2 separate regions of the Mus musculus genome follow, and region 2 is linked to region 1. The links are chromatin loops, found by intact Hi-C in ENCODE. Cell type or tissue: gastrocnemius. All regions are shown on one strand. Links, peaks and the distances in the headings refer to the core of each region. The heading gives the core; the rest is flanking DNA. Region 1 overlaps Orc4 (origin recognition complex, subunit 4). Region 2 overlaps Mbd5 (methyl-CpG binding domain protein 5).

Evidence for each region. Peaks named below come from ENCODE experiments on the same cell type or tissue, not always from the same donor. Only the 100,000 strongest peaks of a DNase experiment are listed, where the experiment ranks them.
Region 2: it touches region 1 in a loop (8-fold over the local background); 32 of 42 quality-filtered maps call a loop at or near these places.

The regions. Positions count from the first base shown.
Region 1 is chr2:48,903,065-48,914,340 of GRCm38, reverse strand. It overlaps Orc4 (origin recognition complex, subunit 4), which reads left to right. Exons shown (of 14, transcript NM_011958.4): 10 at 1,693-1,779; 11 at 4,047-4,155; 12 at 4,827-4,922; 13 at 5,008-5,075; 14 at 8,742-11,276. The coding sequence ends at 8,930. Acvr2a (activin receptor IIA) reads right to left here. Exons shown (of 11, transcript NM_007396.4): 11 at 11,077-11,276. Among named protein-coding and RNA genes, the nearest start is that of Orc4, 41 kb to the left of the region's middle. In gastrocnemius, for the core only: a CTCF peak has its summit at 5,284 (motif pointing left); no DNase peak of the experiment used is centred there.
Region 2 is chr2:49,309,394-49,320,392 of GRCm38, reverse strand. Mbd5 (methyl-CpG binding domain protein 5) reads right to left here. Exons shown (of 17, transcript NM_029924.2): 16 at 6,668-6,743; 17 at 3,324-4,005. The coding sequence ends at 3,934. It also overlaps the pseudogene Ap2m1-ps. Among named protein-coding and RNA genes, the nearest start is that of Gm25215, 84 kb to the left of the region's middle. In gastrocnemius, for the core only: a CTCF peak has its summit at 7,094 (motif pointing right); a DNase peak (open chromatin) is centred at 7,090; H3K4me3 peaks cover 843 bases; H3K27ac peaks cover 280 bases.

The DNA.
Region 1 (11,276 bases), core at 1,834-9,833:
CTAGAACCTATCAAATGTCCTAGCCCCTCAGCCAATGTTTGGGGGCTCATGAACCCCTTCCCATATTGTGCTAGAATAATGCTAACAGGCTTGATAGTGTCCAGATAGCCACAGCTACCATGAGTTAATGAATTAGCATTTCTACTCTGGTCTTCCTTGCCCTTTGGCTCTTAGAATCTTTTTTCCCTCTTCTGAGATGGTCTCAGAACTTTGGGAAAAAGTTGTAATATATAGATATTCCATTTCTGACCATATACTAATCAGTCACTTATACTCTGCACTTTGACCAGTTGTGAGTTTCTCCATTAACTACCATCTGCTATATAATCTTTTTAAAAGAGGTCTGAGCATTGTACCAGATACAAATTTAGAGGGCAGTTTGATACAGTGTCCATGTAGTAGAATAGTAGAGTAAAGCGCTCCAGCCATAGGTTTTGGGCCTAATTTACAGTTCTAGGCATGTTCCTCCTGTAGAGAGTCTTAAATCTAGTTCATATTTGCAGCCCTACTCCTCCCATGGGCATAGCTTGCCATGCTGATCATGGTTTTGTTCTGACTTGTAGCCAGCAGAGGACTTTTGAAAAATTATGCCAAGTGCCGATGCATCTTTGCTTACTTTGTTAAATTCACTCTTTTCATCTCTATTCCTTACCTTCCATTAAATCCCATTTCTCTAGAATTGTCTCTCTATCCATTGGCATTTTCTTAATGTACCTTGTAAAGTTTTAAAAATTACTTTGTATTATATCGTTGATTATCTCTTCCCTCTTGAAGCTTCTTCGCTTGTGTGATGATTAATCTTCATGTCATTGTGACTAGTTTAGATGGCCATGGAAACACATTTCTGCATGCATGTATTTCCAGAAAAAAATTAACTACAGAGAGAAGACCTATCCTAAATGTGGGTGTCACCATTCCAATGTGCTAGAGTTCCATACTGAATGGAAAGGAAAACATGAGCTAAGAACTAGCATTCATTTTTGCCTCCTTCCTGACAGTGCATATACACTGGCACATGCTGCCTTAAGCTCCTGTAATGGTACCTTCCCCTCCATGCTGGATTGTACCCTTCAAAAGTAGGACCAAAATAAACACTCCCTTAAGCTGCTTTATTGTGAGGAATGTTTAATGTATACAGCTTGTTTTCTAGATTGTTGTGGTATCTTGTACATTCTTACAGGCTTTAGTGTGTCATTTTTCACTGCTCCTTTTTCTGTCTACCACTCTATAACTTCTTGACCACAGCTTACTCTGCACAGATACTCTGCCCACCCCCATAGTTCATCATTCTCAGTTGTTGTTTCCTTTTCAATGAAGGCTTCATCAGGCAAGTCTTCTGTGAATGTCTGAATTCTCTCCACAGTTGTAATGGCCTCTAGTTGGGCTTTCTTTTTTCTTCCTTTTCAATCCCTTTGCAGATAGCTGTGCTTAAGGTATATGATGACACCGTTTTGTTGTCACTGTGACATGATCTTGTTTCAGCTCATGTTCTTATAGCTCTTCATAATTTCCCCACTATATTCTTGTAACTCCACTGTTTTCTCAAATATTAGAACTCTTATTCTCTGTTGTGATTTGTGCTACATTCTTTTCATCCATCTCACTAGTTTTGACTATATAGTTTCCCCATTATAGATTGGGAATTTGGGATCAAGCTATGTTTTCGTTGATTTTGTTGTTTTTGTTTTTTAGTGTCTCTCTGAAGATTCAACTGTGCTTGAAGTCCTACAGAAACATTTCAGTGTCAACAAAAACTTGCAGTCATTACACATGCTATTGGTTTGTACTTTTACCTAATCTATGAAAATAACTTATACATATTATGGATGATTTTTTTATGTATAAGTACATACGTATTATGCCTATTTTGCATATAAAAACTATACATATTAATGGACTATCTTATGTTTTGATACATTCATTAATAATCTGTATTAACATTTTGAAGTGCCTTCAAACAGTTTTCAATACTAGCTAGACTATTTCAGCATTCCCACCAATAGTATGTAACTCAAGAGTACTACTTATATCTTGATATAAAACTTTGAATCTTATAGATGCATTTGAGGAGAAATGTCTTATGTCCTACATTAATTATGCTGGTATTTGAAGATAATGCACAGCTTACTTGTAGAGTTCTTGTTTGGTTATTTTCATTGATACTCTGTAGTTCTCCAGCAGAGATCCAGAGCAGTACTTTAACTGTATCATTCTTAAGCATCTCACTTTCCTTTAAAGCAGTTGCTTTATGATTAGGATTTTTATTGTTACTGCATAAAAATGTGATTGGGCTTTTTTGTATGTTAATTTTATGTTCTTCATTCAGTTTTGCTGAACTCTCAGACTTGTAAAATTAGATTCTTTAGGATTTTCTGTGGACACACTCAGATTGTCTTCTAGGAAGGAGGTGTGTCTTCTTGGTCCCTTTGTAGTCTTTTCTTTTTTCTTCTTTTCCTTCCCTTTCTTTTCCTTTTCTCTTTTCTTTCCCTTTCCCCCTTTCCACCTTTCCTCCTTTCTCCTCCTTTTCCCCCTTTTCCCCCTTCTTTTCCCCTTTTTCCCTTTTTTCCCTCTTTTCCCCTCTTTTCCCCTTCCCCCTTTCCTTTCCCCTTTCCTTCTTCCCTTTCCCCTTCTTCTTTCTCCTTCTTCCCCTTCTTTCACAGCAGGTAAATGGCAAAGCTGGATCTCCATTTAGTCTGTTTTAATCAATCTAATGGCATGTCTCATAATTTTCTACCATGGTATCTTTACTGATTCTTATTCCCCACATCGGCTTTTACTAAGGAATGCTGTCTTTCTCTAAATAAACTTCCTATCTCATTAGTTTAATTCCCTTCTACCCATCAAAAGTATACTGTCATTTTTAGCAACTTGGCTATAGTGAAGTTATGGATTAAGAATCTTTATGTATCCATCCACAAATAAAGATGCATAAACAACATTTTTTTTTTTTACTGCAGTCTTTTTTTATCATTACAAAAAATAAAAAATGGCATGTGTTTATCAACAGGAAGTGAGGAAATGTGAGTAATTACAAAGGAGTATAATAGAAAATGAATGAACTAGAATTGAAATCTAAATGTGGATTAATTCTCATTTTCATTTGAAGATAAGTTCTAAAACTAGATTGCATTGGTTATAGAACGCTTAGAAATTAAATTGTGTTATCTATTAATACCTGCAGTATAGAGTTTATAGTTTATAAGAATATATTAATATAAAGATATTGACTATTTTATGTGGCAAAAGGTGCAGTACACTCAAGGCCACTGTGCACAACTCTGTAACAGGTATATTTTAAAAATATAAACGTGGAATATTATATATAATTCTGTTTTGTTTTGTTTTTTTTAATGTAAGAAATACCTTACAATAAATGGAAAAAAATAGAAAACAAAAGAGCCACAAATGGTCTGAGTTTTAACTTGTAGAAGAGTGAACTTCAGGGATTCCCAACCTCTTGTCATTAACTGTAAAGTATCTGAAGTCCCCATTTAACCTGAAGCTGTATGTTTGCTACATCTATCTATCTATATATTGCTACATAATACATCTACTACACCTACAAATTCTAAATTCTTGTATTCCAAATACAAATCGTTAATTGAGGGTAAACTTAGTACTAGAAGGTGATGTTTGCCTAAAGAGAACTAAATGAAGAGGATAATTGTCTAAGTTTATAATTGTTTTCAAAATTAGTAACTTCTAAACTGAACTTACCTTTACATGTTTGTAAAAATCTGTATAAAACATAGCTATTCTTTTAAGGTGTGTGATATTTGATTAGTATTCTTTCAGTTTTTTTCTTATTAGACTTTTTAAAAATGTTTTTTCTTTTGGAGAGTAATAAATTTGATTCCAATGCAAAGTAGTAGAGAAAACAGCATCTGAACTAAGTCATTGCTACATTTTCATGGAGCAAAGTTTAAGGTTATTTACCTAGTTTCTATCTTACAAGAATAAACTATAAGACATTAAATAAGATTGTTCTAAAATATCTCCAGAATATTCAAGTAAATAAGTACTTTTTAAAATACACCTTTCTTTAGATGCTTGCTTTAAATCGAGTAACCGTATCACACCCATTTATGACTTCAGCAGATCTGATGGAGGCACAGCATATGTGTAGCTTGGATTCTAAGGCGAATATTGTACATGGTGAGAAACTGCATTGCTAATCTTTCTTTTGATGTTTTGATTTTAAAAGTTCAGATTTAGATGTTTTCTGAGATAATGAGTGTTGAGCATGGTGCTCTGTATACAGAATGCTTTTTATATACAACTTTTAATTGATACTGTAATAAGTATATTATCACTCTTTGTGTTCTGCATCCCATACCACATGGGGAGTCCAGGTAGGACTATTGTTGATGTTCTCCTTGCTTACCCTAAGTGCTATTATATTTGTTGACACTTGCTCATTTGCATTCACTATCTCTTTTGAAATATAAGATATATTTTAGATCTGTTTTCCAGAAATTCTCTGCATAAATGCTTCCCAAAGGCCTATGATACTTGAAATTACATGATATTCACAATATTTGCTGTTTGTTGTGGTATCAAATCTTTTCTACTTATAGCACATTCCTTGAAGTTTAGAAAAAAAAATCCTTATGTTGTAGATCATCCCACCCCTAGCAAAAAGGCCTTAAAGTCTAACAAGTTAAATGACTCGTGTTTTTATAGATAATAGTTGTTGGAATACCTTTAAAAATAGAGAAATGCTGACCTCTACCCTTCAAAACCTTGCGTTATTTTCTAGATAACAGTTTGTTTAGTGGTATGAACCCTTGGCTGAAACTCAGGAGTCCATCTCCCTTTAATTCTAGGTCTGTCAGTCTTGGAAATCTGTCTTATAATAGCAATGAAACATTTAAATGACATATATGAAGAGGAGCCCTTTAATTTTCAAATGGTGTATAATGGTAAGATGAAGTGCATCATTTTCTTGTTGGTTTCTTGCCTTTTTCTTATTTGAAAGTACTAATGTTCTCATTGCTTACTCTGCAGAATTTCAGAAATTCATTCAAAGAAAGGCCCATTCTGTTTATAACTTTGAGAAACCTGTGGTCATGAAGGTATGGTTTGATTTGGTTGTATTTTTCATCAGATCCAGCGATTTTTTTTTTTTTTTTTTAACTTGCTTCAAAACTCTTTGAACCCTTGAGTATTTTATTATAGGAATTTTTTCAGCAAAATGTTATAAAATGAACTGCTTCAATAATTCTGTAGCTAGCCCGTTTTACAGTTTGTGAAGATATATTGCCCTCTGCTGTCTGTTCTTAGCACTTGCCCACTGAAAAGGAACTAACCCTCTGCAGTCCACAAGTTGGCAGTTACAAGATGTCAAGTTTATTATTTAGGGTAAGATGTCAGTTTACAACTTTAAAATGACATCCTAAAATATACTCCTTCACTACAAAGAAAATGTAAATCTCATATAATTTTACATTTTCTATAGGCATAGGAAATAAAGGTCAAAAAATTGTAACAGTATAACCCAATTGATGAAAAATATTTTCAAATTTATGATAAAAGTATTTCCTGAACTATTTTCCTTTGTGTCTTTAAAATTTGGTATATTTATAAAAAGTTACAGCAGATTCCATTTTAGTAAATGTACATTAGAAATTCATTCTTTTAAACTCATTTAATATGTAGCTAAAAAGACTGATTTATATTTTAAAATTATACCAACTATATTCATTTTTCTAAGTAATTTAGTCTAAGCACTTTAAGCTTATATTTATTTAATGGAAATTAAATTAAACAGGACACATTTCGAGGTCCTGTTTGTCCAGTGTTGTTGGCACAGTGTGGTTCTGGGGACCATATGGAAGCAAAGGCCTTTTTTTTTTTTCTTGTAAAGCAATACAAGCTTGGGCCTTGGGTATTCCTTGTACAGCACAGCTAGAACTTCATTTTCTGTAGCAGTTGTTAAAAAGTGAGCAGAGTCTTGTATTCAGGCCACAGCAGTCCTAGCATCCTGAGGGTAGATCCTTCTCATTGTTGCAGTTTTGGAAAGGGCATCTGCACGTGTCTGGGAATAATTTGTAGATGCTCTTTGTACATTTTAATGCATCTTGGAAATATGTTTTCAGTGTTGTTAAGCTACACCTGAAGAATTTAATATTTTCTCATTATTCAAGGTTTTTTCCTCCCAGTAAGAATTTTTATGATAAACAGAATATGTCCCAGTGATACTTTTCACAGGGAACTGTGAGAATGCTCAAGAATCTACTTCAGTGTGTCCCGATTCTAATATTTCATCAGAGTATAGTTTTTCCTTCTTGTCTTATTAACATTCTTAAACAATTATTAAGTGATGCATGAGTTGTAGAGTAAGAGGAACCAAACAATGAAGAGCTCCATTAAGGTGCTAAGAAGACTGGGGGTTAAACAAACATGGTCCCCTGTCCCACCCCCTGGTCTTTGCAATCTTACAAGGTCCTTTGCTTACATGATGAGCCCAGTAGGCTTTTTGTACTCTAGGGTCTTTCTTACCTCTTGTACTATAGCTGTTAACTTTTATCTTTTTAAAATTTTATTTAATTTTTTATTGAAAGTAGTTATTTTCATGCATCTATCAGTCATGGATTCCCTTCTTTCAGATTCTTCTCACCCACGAGCCCCTCTTTTTTCCTCTCTCTCTCTCTCTCTCTCACAAAAAGACAGGCAAATAGAAAAGAAAAGCAAGAATAAAACAGCAAACTAACAGCAGAAAGAGAAAGAAAGAGCATCGGTAGAAAGCATTCACACAGGCACACAAAAAGAACCCGTGAATACAAAATTGGAAGCCAGAATACATAAGCTAGAGAAGAGAACGGTACGGGAGAAAATGCTGAAACAAAGCCATATGAAACTGACCCCTACACATACACACACACACACACACTAAATCTTTTGGGTTTATTTTGTATTGGCTATCCTTAATCCTTATGGTCCATATCCTTAAGTATAGTTTGTATACCCAGAGAGATTGGAGAACTATTTTCTCCTTTGCAAACAATTGTAATTGGAGGTAGCTTCTTGGTTAGAGCAAGGGAGTCTAATTCCCCATCTCAACACTTGAGACCCCATCTGGTTTGGACAGTGGTTTTGCCTCCTTTTTCACAATTCCCCATCTCAACACTTGAGACCCCATCTGGTTTGGACAGTGGTTTTGCCTCCTTTTTCACAATTCCCCATCTCAACACTTGAGACCCCATCTGGTTTGGACAGTGGTTTTGCCTCCTTTTTCACAATTCCCCATCTCAACACTTGAGACCCCATCTGGTTTGGACAGTGGTTTTGCCTCCTTTTTCACAATTCCCCATCTCAACACTTGAGACCCCATCTGGTTTGGACAGTGGTTTTGCCTCCTTTTTCACAATTCCCCATCTCAACACTTGAGACCCCATCTGGTTTGGACAGTGGTTTTGCCTCCTTTTTCACAATTCCCCATCTCAACACTTGAGACCCCATCTGGTTTGGACAGTGGTTTTGCCTCCTTTTTCACAATTCCCCATCTCAACACTTGAGACCCCATCTGGTTTGGACAGTGGTTTTGCCTCCTTTTTCACAATTCCCCATCTCAACACTTGAGACCCCATCTGGTTTGGACAGTGGTTTTGCCTCCTTTTTCACAATTCCCCATCTCAACACTTGAGACCCCATCTGGTTTGGACAGTGGTTTTGCCTCCTTTTTCACAATTCCCCATCTCAACACTTGAGACCCCATCTGGTTTGGACAGTGGTTTTGCCTCCTTTTTCACAGAGTTTCCTTGATCCTTGAAGTGGAAGGCTCTGATGAAAAACTTCCATTTAGGACTAAGTGTTTGAAGGTCTCTCATTCTGCACATGTTCCAGTTGTCTCTATTAGTTCCCATCTGCTTTACTGATATCTAGGCAGCACACTGTTCTATTGGGATATCTAGCTGTACCATCTCATTCCAAAGTCTTATCAGATTAAGGTTTTAAGATCAAACTAATAGACAAAGGACTGGAGCTACAAAGCTCAGGTGGAATCCATGCTGAGCATAAGTAAGATTTAGGTACAGTACTAATCACCCACCATTGGAAAAGTCCAAAAGGAATCTATGATATACAGTCTGCCTAGAAACAAAACCTCATGATTAAGGTTCAGGTAAAATTAATATTTGCCTGATTTACATTGAGCATTATGGGGACATATATCAAAACATGTTCTCCAAATGTACAGTTCTTATGGGTTTGATAAACTTGTGTCTGAGGGTGGGGTAGGGCTATTCTGTTTAGTGGTGCAAGGTAAGCACTTTATCCTGCTGAGCTCAATTCCCATTCCTAAGGATGATTGTTAACTCTATTGGTGACCTTTCCATTCTATTCCTTTTTTCCTCTGTGTGTCATGAGCAAAGTTGGAGTTTATTAGGAAAGAGATTTTAGCGTCAGATCTGCCCTGGTGACACACAGTTTTAATCCCAGCACTTCAGAGGCAGAAGCAAGTGGATCTCTGAGTTGGAGGCCTGGTCTATAAAGCAAAATCCAGGACAGCCAGGACTATACAAGGAAAGCCTGTCTTCAAAACCTTAATGGATGGGCGAATGAAGAAAAGATCTGAACATAAATTCAAGTGTGAATGGTAGAGAGAGTACTTAGGAAAAAGGCAGTTCAGATGTGCTGATTTCTCCTCCCTCTTTTCCACCTGCCACTGTTTCACAGCAATAACTATCCTCTGGGTTTAACACGTGTCCCCTTACATCTAAGCTTTGTCTTTTCTCTTGCAGGCATTTGAGCACTTACAACAGTTGGAATTAATAAAACCCGTGGAAAGAACTTCAGTAAATTCTCAGAGAGAATACCAGCTAGTGAAACTACTTTTGGATAATACTCAAATTATGAATGCTCTACAGAAATACTCCAACTGCCCTACAGATGTTAGGCAGTGGGCAACATCCTCACTAAGCTGGCTGTGAAGATTTTAAGTACATTTCTGTGAAGACCTTAAAGTACTGTTCTTTATTTAATAAGATACGCTACTACATTGCTTTGTTTATAAATAGTTTATGGGAAATTTGCACTTAGTATGTTTTGAATAATGACCACGCATGGACACAGTTTCATTAATTTAAATTGCACCACACAAGTAGCAGTTCATAAGAATAAAATGTGCTTATTTTACGCATGGTCCATAAAATGATTTGATACTCTTTTAAAGTGTATGTGGTCCATTAGAAAGGTTAATTCCAACAAAGCATTTAGTTTACAGATCATAATCCTAAGCAGTCAGGAGAGAAATACGAACAGAAATTACATGAGGAATATTCCGGCTAGATTAGGCGCCTGTGGATATTGGAGTTGGGTTGATTTTCCTGAATTGGTTCCTATAGGATCCTCCAATTTTGGATCTTCTACAGATCCCCCAGTGTTCTAGTTTAGTAAACTGGCCCATTTGGGCTGAAGAACTTGTGTGGAAAGAGTCCAAACAACTCATCATTTTCTTCTCTGCATATCTCACCACAATTGTAGGATTTTTTTTTCCATGTACATTCTTTGTATATGTTCAGAAGGGATCAAAATTGCCATCTAACAGGTACCTTAAAGGATTCCTGGGCATCTACTTCCACAACTAATACGTATTCCACAGTGTTGGCTGTTGGCTTCAAAAAAAGGAATTCTCTTAACATGCTATGTTGGTCAGCGTCCACCTCCTAAGCTCATAGGCAAAACTCACAGGTTAAAATGGAATTTAATCTCAGAGATCCTTTGTTCAAGAATATTTGATTGCATATTTAGTTGTAGTAAGATTTTATAAAATACATAATCCTTTGTATGTGCAGTTTGTAAAGTATCTGCAGAATTAAATGCTCTTATTTACAGATCAGAAAACTAACACCAGTGTCAGGATCACAGTATGGGAATGACTGATGTGACCTTGAATGCAGCTTGGTTTGACTGACATTAAAGCCAGTGTTAAAAACTAAAGCTTAGCAACAAATGTTTTACTATTTTTACAGGATACTGTAAGGAATAATTTGACTTTTAAGAAATCTTAAATATAAATTTTCTGTGCATTAATGTAGTACCTCATAGTTAAAACTTTCTTCATTCACAGCCTTTCCCTTTCACAGTAAAACATGCTTAGCTTTCTGTGTCTTTCTTTTAGTCATGATAAAAATGAAGCTGTAATATCAAGGTCATACAAGTATAAACATATATGTCCAATTTTTAAACTACTTCCACCTTACAAGTTGTTCAAAATACATTATTAGATAATTCTAAAGTGAGAAAAATTAGATTCTAAAACACAAATCACAAGAACGTTTGATATTGAAGTGTCTGGCTTTAACATGTGATTCCACAAGAGTAGAAGCAAGAAAGGTATATACTTTTAGGAGCCTAAAAAACATTTCCAAACTAGCCCAAGCTATCTCAACTACAGGAGCGGAGGGGGACGAATGATTGTGAACACAAAGTCTGACTTGAAGATTCTCTGCAATGAAGAGAATTCATTCATTCACTCTGCTCAAGACTCCACTGGGCCAAGAGATGGAAGAACAAACAAAAAGGACTTTCCATGTAGCCTTCCTCCATGTGGCCTAGTGAAACATGGATCTTGTTTAAAAGGCATCTGATTTTATGCAGACACGTGTCTGAAAAATTAAAATCCATTGTCCAAACTTCCATACATTAGGTAACGTCTTATAATGTAAGGACATGGTATCCACTGCCCTAAAGATTTAGACATCCATCACAGACTCTGCAGTGGTGTTTCTACTCCAGTGAGGTACTTTCTACCATGGTGTGCCTTTTGCTGTGAGTGACTTAACAGTGCAGGTTCTTGTTGCCTTCACTGTTAACCCTGAGAGCACATAATCTGATGCATGTGTGACTAAGAATAAGCCTATGGTCATGGGCAAGAAGGGCCAACATAGACACTTGGGTAGAAATACAGTCTGATCAAGCAACGGTGTAAGGAAAAGTCCCTAATTCACAACCTCCTTGATCTTATGACCCTTGAAAACCTCAAGACCGAAGCCTGACCATAAGTTGGAAAGCTCTCATTACCCTCTTTAACAACATAAATTCATAGCTAAAGAAAAACTGCATGTGCAAATAATACCATATTCATTTTTTATTTAACATGGGGATGGAATGGGGATAGCATACATTTTATTTGTACAATATTTAACAATCACTTATTCAAGGTGGGATTTTATGGGGATTTTTTTCATTTTTAGCTTTCTGTTAAATACTTGCAGAAAAAAAAAATAGCAAGTACAATATGACAGTAGTACAACAACCTGTGCCCAAAACACTGA
Region 2 (10,999 bases), core at 3,000-10,999, 400 kb before region 1:
TTGCTTGCAGTGTGCAAGTGAAGACTACACACTGCATGGAAGGTCATTATGGTTAACAACATATTATCACCATCCTAAGTGAAAAATCAGCTCATGTGGTCTGAGAATCTTCAGAAACCTTACAGAAGGTGAACTGTCAGCCTCAGCTCCTCCCACACTGCCATGCTGTTACAAAGTAAGAAGGCCACGTTTACTTTAAAGACAGACACAACAGAACTCCCAGTAGGGGGTCTTCATAGATGACTAAACATGGCTCATGATATTATATGGGATGAGTGTTCTTCAAGTATTTCCATTCAAAGTGTATCTCAAAGGTATGTTCCAAAAAATGTCCTTTTAAATAGATTGTTAAAAACAAGTCCTGGGCTGCCTGTAATGCTACAGAACAAATCACACAAGGCCTTCTTAGTTAAGTTTTCCTCATTGGAAATAATCTGTTGAAGCGACTTAAATGTGTAATTTATTCTATATGTGTTTCCCAGAACTGTGAAGGGGCAGGAAATATATTATATTTCCTTTGGTAGTTAGGACCATTATGTTCTGCAAAGGGAAAAAAAAAATCATTCTTTCCCAATGTTTCTTTTTTTTTTTTCTTTAAAAAGGGTTATTTTAGGAAATAAAAATTTTAGTAACGTAGAAGGGTAAGTTCTCATTTAAAAATAATTTGGCTTCAATACTACAAAGGAAATGGCTCTATGGAAGTATGAGTTACCAGTTTTTTAATTGTAAGGTAGATATAACATTTTAAAAAGTGTCACAGCTTTGCACGACCCAAAATCCTGACAGTATTTACATTCCCTGCTTATCTGAAGCCATGGAAGTGTACGAGAAAGAGGAAGCCCCGTGTGAACAGGCTCAGCCTCACTGTGCACCCGCAGCAAAGCCACGAGCAACTGTGAGGTCACGGCAGAGACAGATTCATAAGGTTTCCTGACGCAAAGTATATCATGGTGCGCATGGAAATACACAAAGAAGGGGTGGCCGAGTAAAGATGGAAGGGCAAAGGCTGACTCGTCTTTTGTACAGCAACAGGTCACACATGCACACCCACCAGGCATACAAACACGCCCGTGTCTATCTGAGAATACACACAGCTATGGACACAAACAAGATGAAGCAGGCTGATGCAAAACAAAACAAAACAAAACAAGACAAGACAATAGTTGCTTAAAGAGACCAAATATATCAACCTGTAACAAACACAAGTCCATTACATGACACAAGGCCTTCTTAGTTAAGTTTTCCTCATTTGAAATAAATGAGGAAAATTACCAAAGGAAATGTAATTCATTTCCTGCCCCTTCACAGTTCTGGGAAGCACACATAGAACAGACCACACACGAGACTCTCCCTCTTGATACTCATCTCACCTTCGCAGAGGACAAAATGAACAATGAACGTACCATGGAAGGAAGTTCTGATGCAGCTCTTTGCATTCCTCCAGGCTTGAAGATAAGGGTCAAGGTGAGGACAGAACAGACACCAAGACACAGAAATATCTGAGAGGAAATCTCTGAACTTTGCTATCAAAAGTGAGCCTGGTGGAGGATGTGTGTGGTGGCACACACCTTTAATCCCAGCACTTGGGAGGCAGAGGCTGGAGGATCTCTACGTATTCCAGGCCAGCCTGGTCTACATAGCAAGTTCCAGGATAGCCAGAGCTACATAGAGAGACCTTGTCTTAAAAAAAAGGGGGGGGGGGACCTGGGTGGTGTGTGTGTGTGTGTGTGTGTGTGTGTGTGTGTGTGTGTGCGCTTGTGTGTATGTCCTGTGTACTCTGAGCTTTGTCTCTTTTATCTTGAGTTCCTGGAGCACTGTTACCTGATGGGACTGTGGAGTTTAGGAGGAGGAGGGTTAGAAAGGAATAGCATCTTGGAGTCCAGAGCCTGGTAGGGGACAATGTCCCAGCAGCTGAGGGCAGGACTAGAGGACAGCCAGTGTTCGCTGGGGTTTTGGATGGAGGCTGATTCCAAGAAAGAGGGATAACAAATTCTTTCTTTTGACAATCTCTAACTGAGGCTGTCTGAAATTTTGCTTATGGCACCATCACGCACAATACACTGTCCTTGGTTATTGATCATTACCCTGTACTTTATGCGCTCAGTTTTAAGTCTGTATACTTGTAATGGAGTAATTTTCTATATTTATTTCACATTTCTCTTATTTAATGCAACATAAATAATTTGCTTAATAAGACTCAACCCACATATTTCAGCCACATTAATATATATGCATATATAAAAATAATCTGTGAATGATATAAATAATTCTTTAAATAAAATAAATCTGATATGTTACATAATACTAATAAAAATTACCATTGCTCGTAATTTTGCAAGCCACTTTCACACTTCTGGGTAAATTGGTACTGACGAATGATATAAAATGTGGTTTGATTTATGTTTCCACTCTGAAAAGGAAAAACTGAACTGTCATCATCCTTCTGTCTGTAGATGGTTTCAAAGTATCGCTTCTGTCTCCACGTGTAGAAATGAGAAGTTTTACCAAGTTTTACTTTGTCAGATGTTGTATGCAAAAAACCCCCAAACAAACAAAATCTGATTCTGAGCATCACTGACAGAAAACGATCAACAGGTAGCCATCAAAGACTTACTAAATAAATGATTGAGTAAAGTAGTTCATCTAAGTTTTTTTTTTTTTTAAATTTTATAAAACCTATTCTGTTTTAAAAGTGCCCTGAATGGGAGATCCATATCACCTTTCCAAGGTAGGAAAGGGGGTGGAGAGATGATAAGACCAGAGGCTAGGCCAGTGTGCTCCGCACGTGTCAGGACCATCTCACCCATGAAATCACTGCAGCTGTGGTTATCTGCACAACACACACACACAGAACTGAGCATATCACTGCTTCCCCATGGATGGTGGAGGGGCCCACATGGCCCCACTCCACCTGAGTGACTGTTAGCAGCTAATGATTGCTTGGTAGCCTCCTCGTTTTTCCTCCTGGTGTAGCCAGAGACTAGTTGCCCTTGTGCTGTCAGTACAACCCCGCCACCCCCACATGTTCTGATCAAGCTCTGCAGGGCAGGCCCAGGGACACACCAAAGCAGGAGAACACTTACTGGCAAGAGCGAGGAGATGAAGGAGCAGGTGGAGGAGTGGAAGTGGCTCAAACTCATTATAGAAATGTATAAAACTGTCAAAGAATAACGATGCAACAAATGGTTGAGGTCCTGAATCCTTGATTTAGGCTCACGAGCATTTCTCTCTTCAGAAATTTGGAGACTTCCTAGATACCCAAAACTCAGTCTAGTGTTTCTGGGCCGTTTAAAGAGACATTATAAATGAACACTCAGTGGTGTGCAGTGTATGCCATGATGTGTGTATTACATCACCATGCCTTTCCTCTGCCATTAAATACAAAACCAGCATCTTTTACATTATCATAGAAAAGCATTTAGGTTGTATTTTTATTTATCACTTTACACTGGTAGTCTCTGGTAGGTGTACTCCATAGAAACCAAAGATTTTTGTACACTATTTCTTTGTACAATAAAAGATAAAGTGTGCATTAAGTATGCTTGTACATGACAATATTGTACAATATTTACATTTCTAATATCGCCATGAAATTCTGTATTTTCTATATACAACACTGAAAATTCTCCAGAAACATTTGGACTATTTCTTATAATCACAATTTTAGTACAATAGAAAACGTTCTCAGCGATCACGTGACCATTTACCGCTTTGTTCATACAGGGATTTTGATTGTTGTTTTGCTTTTGACATTCATTTTCCTTCCTGATCAATGCTTGTCTCCATTGCTGTTCCCTTTAGGGCCCTGTGGTGGTGGTAGCTATCTGCCGTAGATTACAGATTGATCTAACGGTGGTCATATCAATACCCACATACAGGTGTGTCTGTACATGCTCCTTTGATCAACACTGTGTGTCAGTGGAACAGTCTCTGTTATCTGGAGATCTTCCTCCTCTTGGGTTTGGGGGGCCTCATTTGTCTGTCACCCTGTGGGATTTGGTGAACCTGGAAATAAGGTTGGGGAAAAAACAACAGCAAGATTGGAATCACAAACACCATATGACTTCTGACAAAGAAATAGGGCAGAAAACAGTCTGATTCACTTTCAATCACTATATCCTGAGACACTTTATAAAATATCATGAAGACCTGAGTCTGTGGGAACACTGCCTCAAAAAGGGATGGGAAGCAGTAAAAGACACACCCAGAAGACTCCACTCACCAGGGGAGCATGTCTGAGCCAGCAGAGCTCCCTCAATCAGCTAAAACCAAGTATTCGTTTGTTCTTCTCCTAACACCCCTTGTTTCATAACTGCTACAAAGTGTCAAAGATCAGAGCAGCTACATGTAGCTCAGTCCAAGGATGTCTGTTCATGAGAAGAATCAGCATGGATGTTAGAACATCACTGTCATTCACCGGCAGGTCTGAGTTTGTGTAAACTGGGGAGAGTAATTAATAGAACGCAATGGTATATACTAATAAAGGAACTAGAAGCATTTAATCCCGTGTGTCACATTGAGAAAGGGTTGGATGGTACTAGATACATTTTGAGGAGCAGAAGGCAAACAATCAGATCTTCCAAGTTGTAACATGGCTACTGATGTCAGAGAATAAAGTAAGACCCAGAAGGCAGAGTAGAGTAGCTGTGTGTTAAACAGCTAGTATTTGGAAACAAATGCACTGTAATATTTACCAATTCCCATGGTCTAAATACTTCTATCACAGATGATTTTAGCCTACTAACATGATGTCACAGGACTAGGAAAACAATCAGTTGGTTTAACTATGTGTTTAGAATATAATGTTTAAGGGTTGGAGGCTGAGTTAACTGTAAGTGCTTTACAAATATGCATGAAGCCCTAGATTCAATTACCAACAATGTGCCAATTAAAATAAAGTTTAGACAACACCAAACGTTGTTTGCTTTTAGTCAAAGGTAAAATTCTTTTTACAAATAGTATTTAAAACTTTAAGATAATGCTCTGAACTTCTCAGACTGCCTCTTTCTCCGACCCTTTTCCACACATGTTTTTAAAACAAGCACAAATTCAGAAATGAGGAGTTATGTAATTGAGGAAAGAGTCTTTATCCACAACAGCAAATTAGTGGTTTGTGGATCAACTATGGCCTGAAAACCTGTTTTACTAGCTGTAAACAGGTTTGTGTGTAAGTGCTTTAATACCTTTGAAACCACTGTAAACATGAGAAATTCTAGATTTTGGTTCTCAAGAGAGTTGAGGCAACTCCAGTGCCCCTTCCCACATGGCTCAACTCTGCTCAGTGCAAAGGAGAAAGCACGTCTGAAGAATACATTCCAAGATGGCCTCATTAGGTACCAATGCCTGGTGGCACAAAGGCCAAATGCCCCAAGGTAGAGAGGCATGAAATGAAGGCCAACCCATTTTCATATTTTTCTTGGGAAGGTAAATCATTAACTGCATTTCCACACCCACTTGAGTTGAGGACGTCTGAGCTCATAGGAGCTACACTGACATTTCTTCATGCCTTCTCTCGTTACTATCAAGCAGGACGCAAAGGATATACAAAGATGGGGTGAGCACATCAAGGTCTCAAGGAGCGGTGGGCACTCCACAAAGAAGGGATCTAGGTCTGGAAGTGGCCAAGTAGAGTTACACCTTCCTCTGCAGGCACCAGAATCAAGTGAGCCATGGCCTATGTTTCAACAGGCTCAGCAGCAGGCACATTTTTGTTGGCAACTCTCAATTCTAGAATTGTTGCTCTCATTCCTGATCCTCTTTACTGACAGACTACACACACACACACACACACACACACACACACACACACATGCCTGGTTCTAGAGGATACTGTAGTTGATGGCTACAAGTTTACCAGGAAACTTAGGTTTCCTGGCAAAATCCAATCATAGGTTAGATTAACACATGTCTATGACCTGTGCCAATGGCAACATCTTGAGGCTCCCTAACTGTTACCCATCATGAAGCAGCCAATGGATGGGTTGTAAGTTTCAGATGGCCTAAGTAAATGGCTTGTCATTGCTATGCAGCCTGAAATAATGCTTATTTTAAAGAGATTACTAACATTATATTTATGTGTTTGAGTCTGTATGTGATGGAGAGAGAGCTTTATACCTCTCATCTCAAACTAATGGATGCATAGGTCAAACAAAGTGTGAAGAGAAAGCACATCTCTTCCTTAATCATGAGATTTACAGTTACTAGTAACAGAAATATGCACAAATCATCTCAATTTTAAGGTAGCAGAAGGAAAATAAGAAGTTAATATACTCTCTAAATTGACCAATCTTTTTAATCCTACTTTTTTTTTTTTTAATGTATGGAGTGAGGTTGCATTGCTGAATATTTTGGCTATAGTGATGGTCACTGCAACTCACAGTCAAACTCAGAAAGTTGGGGTTGGGACCTCACCATACTGCTGCTGCCACTTAATGAACCTTTTTAAGAAAACAAAAGTTACTTATCTCAGAAAAAAAAAATCCATAGCTAATACAGGCTCCCTTCCCTTAAATTCTTTTCTGCCGCCAGTCTTTTGCTTGCCTGGCAGTTTAGTATTGCTATGAGAGTTGCTTTACAATGTTCAAGAGATTTTTTTAACAAAAAAAAAGTGTTAATGCAATTTATTTTCAAAGAAACTAGAATAATGGAAAAAAATAAATTGACTTACAGTCCCAGACATTTTGTCCAGTTCGCTCATGGCCTCGTGAATAGCAGCTTCTAAATGGTTATTTAGTTTCCCACTTCTGGAAGCAATGAAAACAACATACCAAATTAACAAATTAAAGAAACAAAAGCCTCAATTTAATTCCCTAATCAGAAGACAAAAATATCAATTCTACCAGAGAAAGTCAATCTAGATTCACATCTGGGAAGTTCAGGCGATAGAGCATCGTCCTGGGGTTCCCAGCACTGAACGCTAACCATTAAAGTAACACGGCCGCTAAGGTTAGCACAGGAAGTCCCCTCCACTGTGTGTTTCTTCTGCATTTCATGAAGAGGACTGGGTCAGGAGCTCTGTGGTCTCCAAAGCTGTGCTTCCTACCAGGAAACAGGCCGTGGCCAGGACACCGAGGCTGAACTGCAAGTTCTGGCCACTAGGGAGCTCCCTCCACCCTTTCTGGATCATCTCAGCTAAGCACAATTGAGCAAAACGAAAGCTACATTTTGGTGCGTGGCTAAGAACAGCTTATTACCTCGTTACACCTGAGGCTCGGAGGCTGGTTTCGCCACAGTTCCCTTTAAACCGAAATGACGTGATCCTTTCAACAGACACACAAGGACTGTCTCAGAAGCTTCTGACTATTGCTTTCCGATCAGCATTCCATGAGTAACATCCCATATGTGCCATTTTTAAAAAAACGATATCGATGAAGCTGTTGTGCCGGTTAGGACAGTCAGGCAGTTCTCTGTGGCTATACATTCTTTGCCTACCCTACCTTATTTCTCATGTACATATGTAAATCTTACGCCACAATCTTCTAAATATGCAGGCAATCTGCTAGCATTCATCCCATCAGGACAACTGACAGGAAAGCCCTGAAGTCAGGAAACTCCTATAGTGAGCTATCTGTTACCATGGCTTCCCAAGAGTTAAGTCCTATCTATCTATCTCGGTGTCTACATGGAGGTTGGAAATTTGCAGCCGTGGGAGAAAACGCACGTTAACTTCAGTGTAATGCCTTCAGGTGAAGTCTCTCCACTTACCACAGTGTTCCCAAGGCTTTATCCACTATAGAAAACGACCTGATAACTCCTCTATTTTGTTTTCCCTGTGCTTTACAGACACTTAGTTGTTCATCTTTGAGTATTACACTTTTAGGCACACCATGAAGGCTCCACATATTTGCTAAGTGGATTTGTCCACAGTGAACATAAATGGTCCTATATCTTATTAAAACAACTGTGCAGTTAAGTCAGTTCTATTGGAAGGATAGATCAACCTACTAACTTAAACCAGTTGTAAGGACACTACCAACAATTCCCTCCAGCATGCTCTTAATGATCTTCCCCACCCTGCAAATGCAGAGAAGTTCAGGGAACAAAGTAATCCCAACATACCCACTCTCCAGAATGGGTTGTTAATAAATGACATGTTCTTATTAAGTATTCTTTTAATCAAAAAGATAAATCTAGTATTTCTACGTGGTCACTATTCTCAGTCACACTCACTCCCCTATGTCTCCCTAGCTCATGTTTTATATGATACACCATGGACAGAATCGCTTTATGTACTTATACATATAAAAAGCTGTCATGATACACAATTCATCTGTTCCTGCTCCTGTATCATCATCACCATCACCACCACCACCACCACCATCATCACTACTACTATTTTGAGATAGGGTCTTGCCAATGTCGACCTGGAACTAACTCACAATGCTAGGATGGAAGGCATGCATCACTACATCAGTGTTCCTGTATCTTTATTTGGGACATCATGGTACTTGATATAAATCTTTCATTCCTTCTCCCCAGTGCATGGCATTTTTACATATATACCTCCTGCCATTCCAGGGTTAGGGAGCCCTGCATCTTTTAGTGTGAGTCACTGTGCTGTTTGTCCAGGGAGGAGTTTGCTAAGTGTGATCCCCGGTGGCTGAGAGGAAACTCAAGTCCAGGTCTCTGGAACCATCTACGTTTGGCTATTTGGTGAGAATCCTGATGAAGTCATCCACAGGGAAACTGCCCAACAACATCACACTTCTGCAGTGCATTCAGTAGGTTTATCTTTAATCTGTCATTTTGACTGAGACACAGGCATTTAATTTTTTCAAAATTAAAAAAATTGTACTTATGTTGTTTGAGTGTCTTGTTTACAAGTATGTTTGTACAGCATGAACATGCCTAGTGTTGGGGTGTTGGATGCCCTGGGACTGGGTTTATAGATGGTCGTTAGCTTTCATGTAGGTGCTAGGAATTGAGCCTCAGTCTTCTAGAAGAACAGCTAGTGTTCATAACTACAGAAATATTTCTGTATTTCAGTCCCCGTATGTATTTAAGTGTCAAGGATATTTCATTTTTATGTATTTTGATTATAACATATTATGGATTAAAATAGACTACACCTAAATAGTTCTATTTAGCTAAGAAAAAAAAAGATTAAACATTTCATTTAAAAAAAATCCATCAAGGAACCTTGCTCTCTTCCCTTGAATCTCTTTAAATATATATATAAGTAAATATTCATATTATTTATTTATTTATGAGTATATAAGCCATATATATATATATATATATATATATATATATATATATACACTTATTTATTGATTGATTGATTCTGTGTACGCGCCATGGTGTTGAGATCAAAAGACCAATTATGAGACTTGGTTCTCTCCCACCATGTGAAACCCAGAGCTGAACTCAGAAAGCATCTTTACAAAGCTACAGAGCTTCCTGCCAGCTCTCTATTGAATTTTAAGAGCAAAAGTACTTCTTATTTATTGAAAGGCTTATATTTGCGAAGAATTGTGTTAGATCTTTATGTGTTGTCTCATTTAATCTTCAGAACAATCTCATGAAGTAGGTATTATGACAACTGTGTGTATATAGTACTTCATAAATTTTTACATGAAAAGGTAAAGTCCTTTATCATTATGTAATTCAAAGAATATGTATTTAACTATATATAACTTTCCAAGGTATAAGCCATAATTTTTTTCTATGAAGGACATAGTAACATGACCAAAGTACAAAAATGATTTAATAACATTACTTGTTGAATACTAAGCTAGAACATTAGAAATTCATTGTCCACCTAAGTATTACAAACAATATTTGCAAAAATACATGCAACCCAGTGAAAGGGTTCAGTTTGTAAAAGTACTTGTTGTCAAAGCCTGATCACCCGGGTTTGATTCCCAAAACAAATGTGGGGACAGAAGCGAACCAACCCCACAAGTTGTCTTTCGACTGCACATTTGCCATTGCACGTGCATGTGCCCCCCCCCCCGCCCCGTTCCAGACAAATAGTTAATTTAGACTAAATAGCACAGTGCTGCATTTATAGTGAACTTAAACAGGTACTAGATGGAGAAATGACTATTTTTGGAAGGAGAATACACAGATGTGGAGCATGAAGTTATTTGAGGATATCATGAGAATGAAGATGTAAAGACATTTTTCCAGCTGTCACATCTACAGAACGGTTTCCACAGTATTCCTGCCAGGGACAAGTGAGCTCAAGAGAGGAAGAGAAAGAAAACTTCATGAGTTCATAAAGGGAACAGTCAGTCACATTTTGGTTTTCTAGTCTTGAGAGCCCTCCCCCCACCCCCTGTGGTATCTTTACTAGTATTTTCTATTTCCTGCTGATATTTAATAATAAACATTTTTACTAATGGACACTCTAAACCCTAATTGATTAAGCAAGACACTCATATGATCACATTTCTAGTTATTAATGGAGATAACTGCCAATTCTCTTCTCCTTTGACTGTATTGTCACATACTATCTTTTTTTTTTTCCACTCTATTGTTTATTGGGTTTGTAACTGGACAAAGTCACACGTGTACAAAACGAAGCTCATACTATCCCAAAGCAGAGTGGGGACTAACGACTGGGGATCTGTTACTGGCCTTTGGGGAAGCTCTGAGGTGAGGGGTAGTCAACCTTCCCACTGCAGAGGTGTGGCCACAGGGGTAGAGAGAAGAGGAGAGCACCTGGCTTTGGTCACAAAACTCAGGGCCTGGCGCTAAGCCAGGACAGACAGACGGAAGAGAAGCCTCAAAAACCACCCTCCCAGGAAGCCAGGCACTACCTGACCAGTTCCACTGTGGTGTGGCTGGTTCAGACTTATACTCAGGGGCTATTGGAAAGGAAAGGCAGCAGAGCAGGACGGAGGAACGACACTGGTGAGTGGTCACTAGGGGTACTTGGACCTGTGGGAAGGGTGGGTAGGGAGGTGGGCCAGCTGCAACTAGGCAGCTAGCAGCGGGTTTCATAAATGCCACTGCGGCCAATGTATCGCACCCATTTGATGACATCATGGTCGCT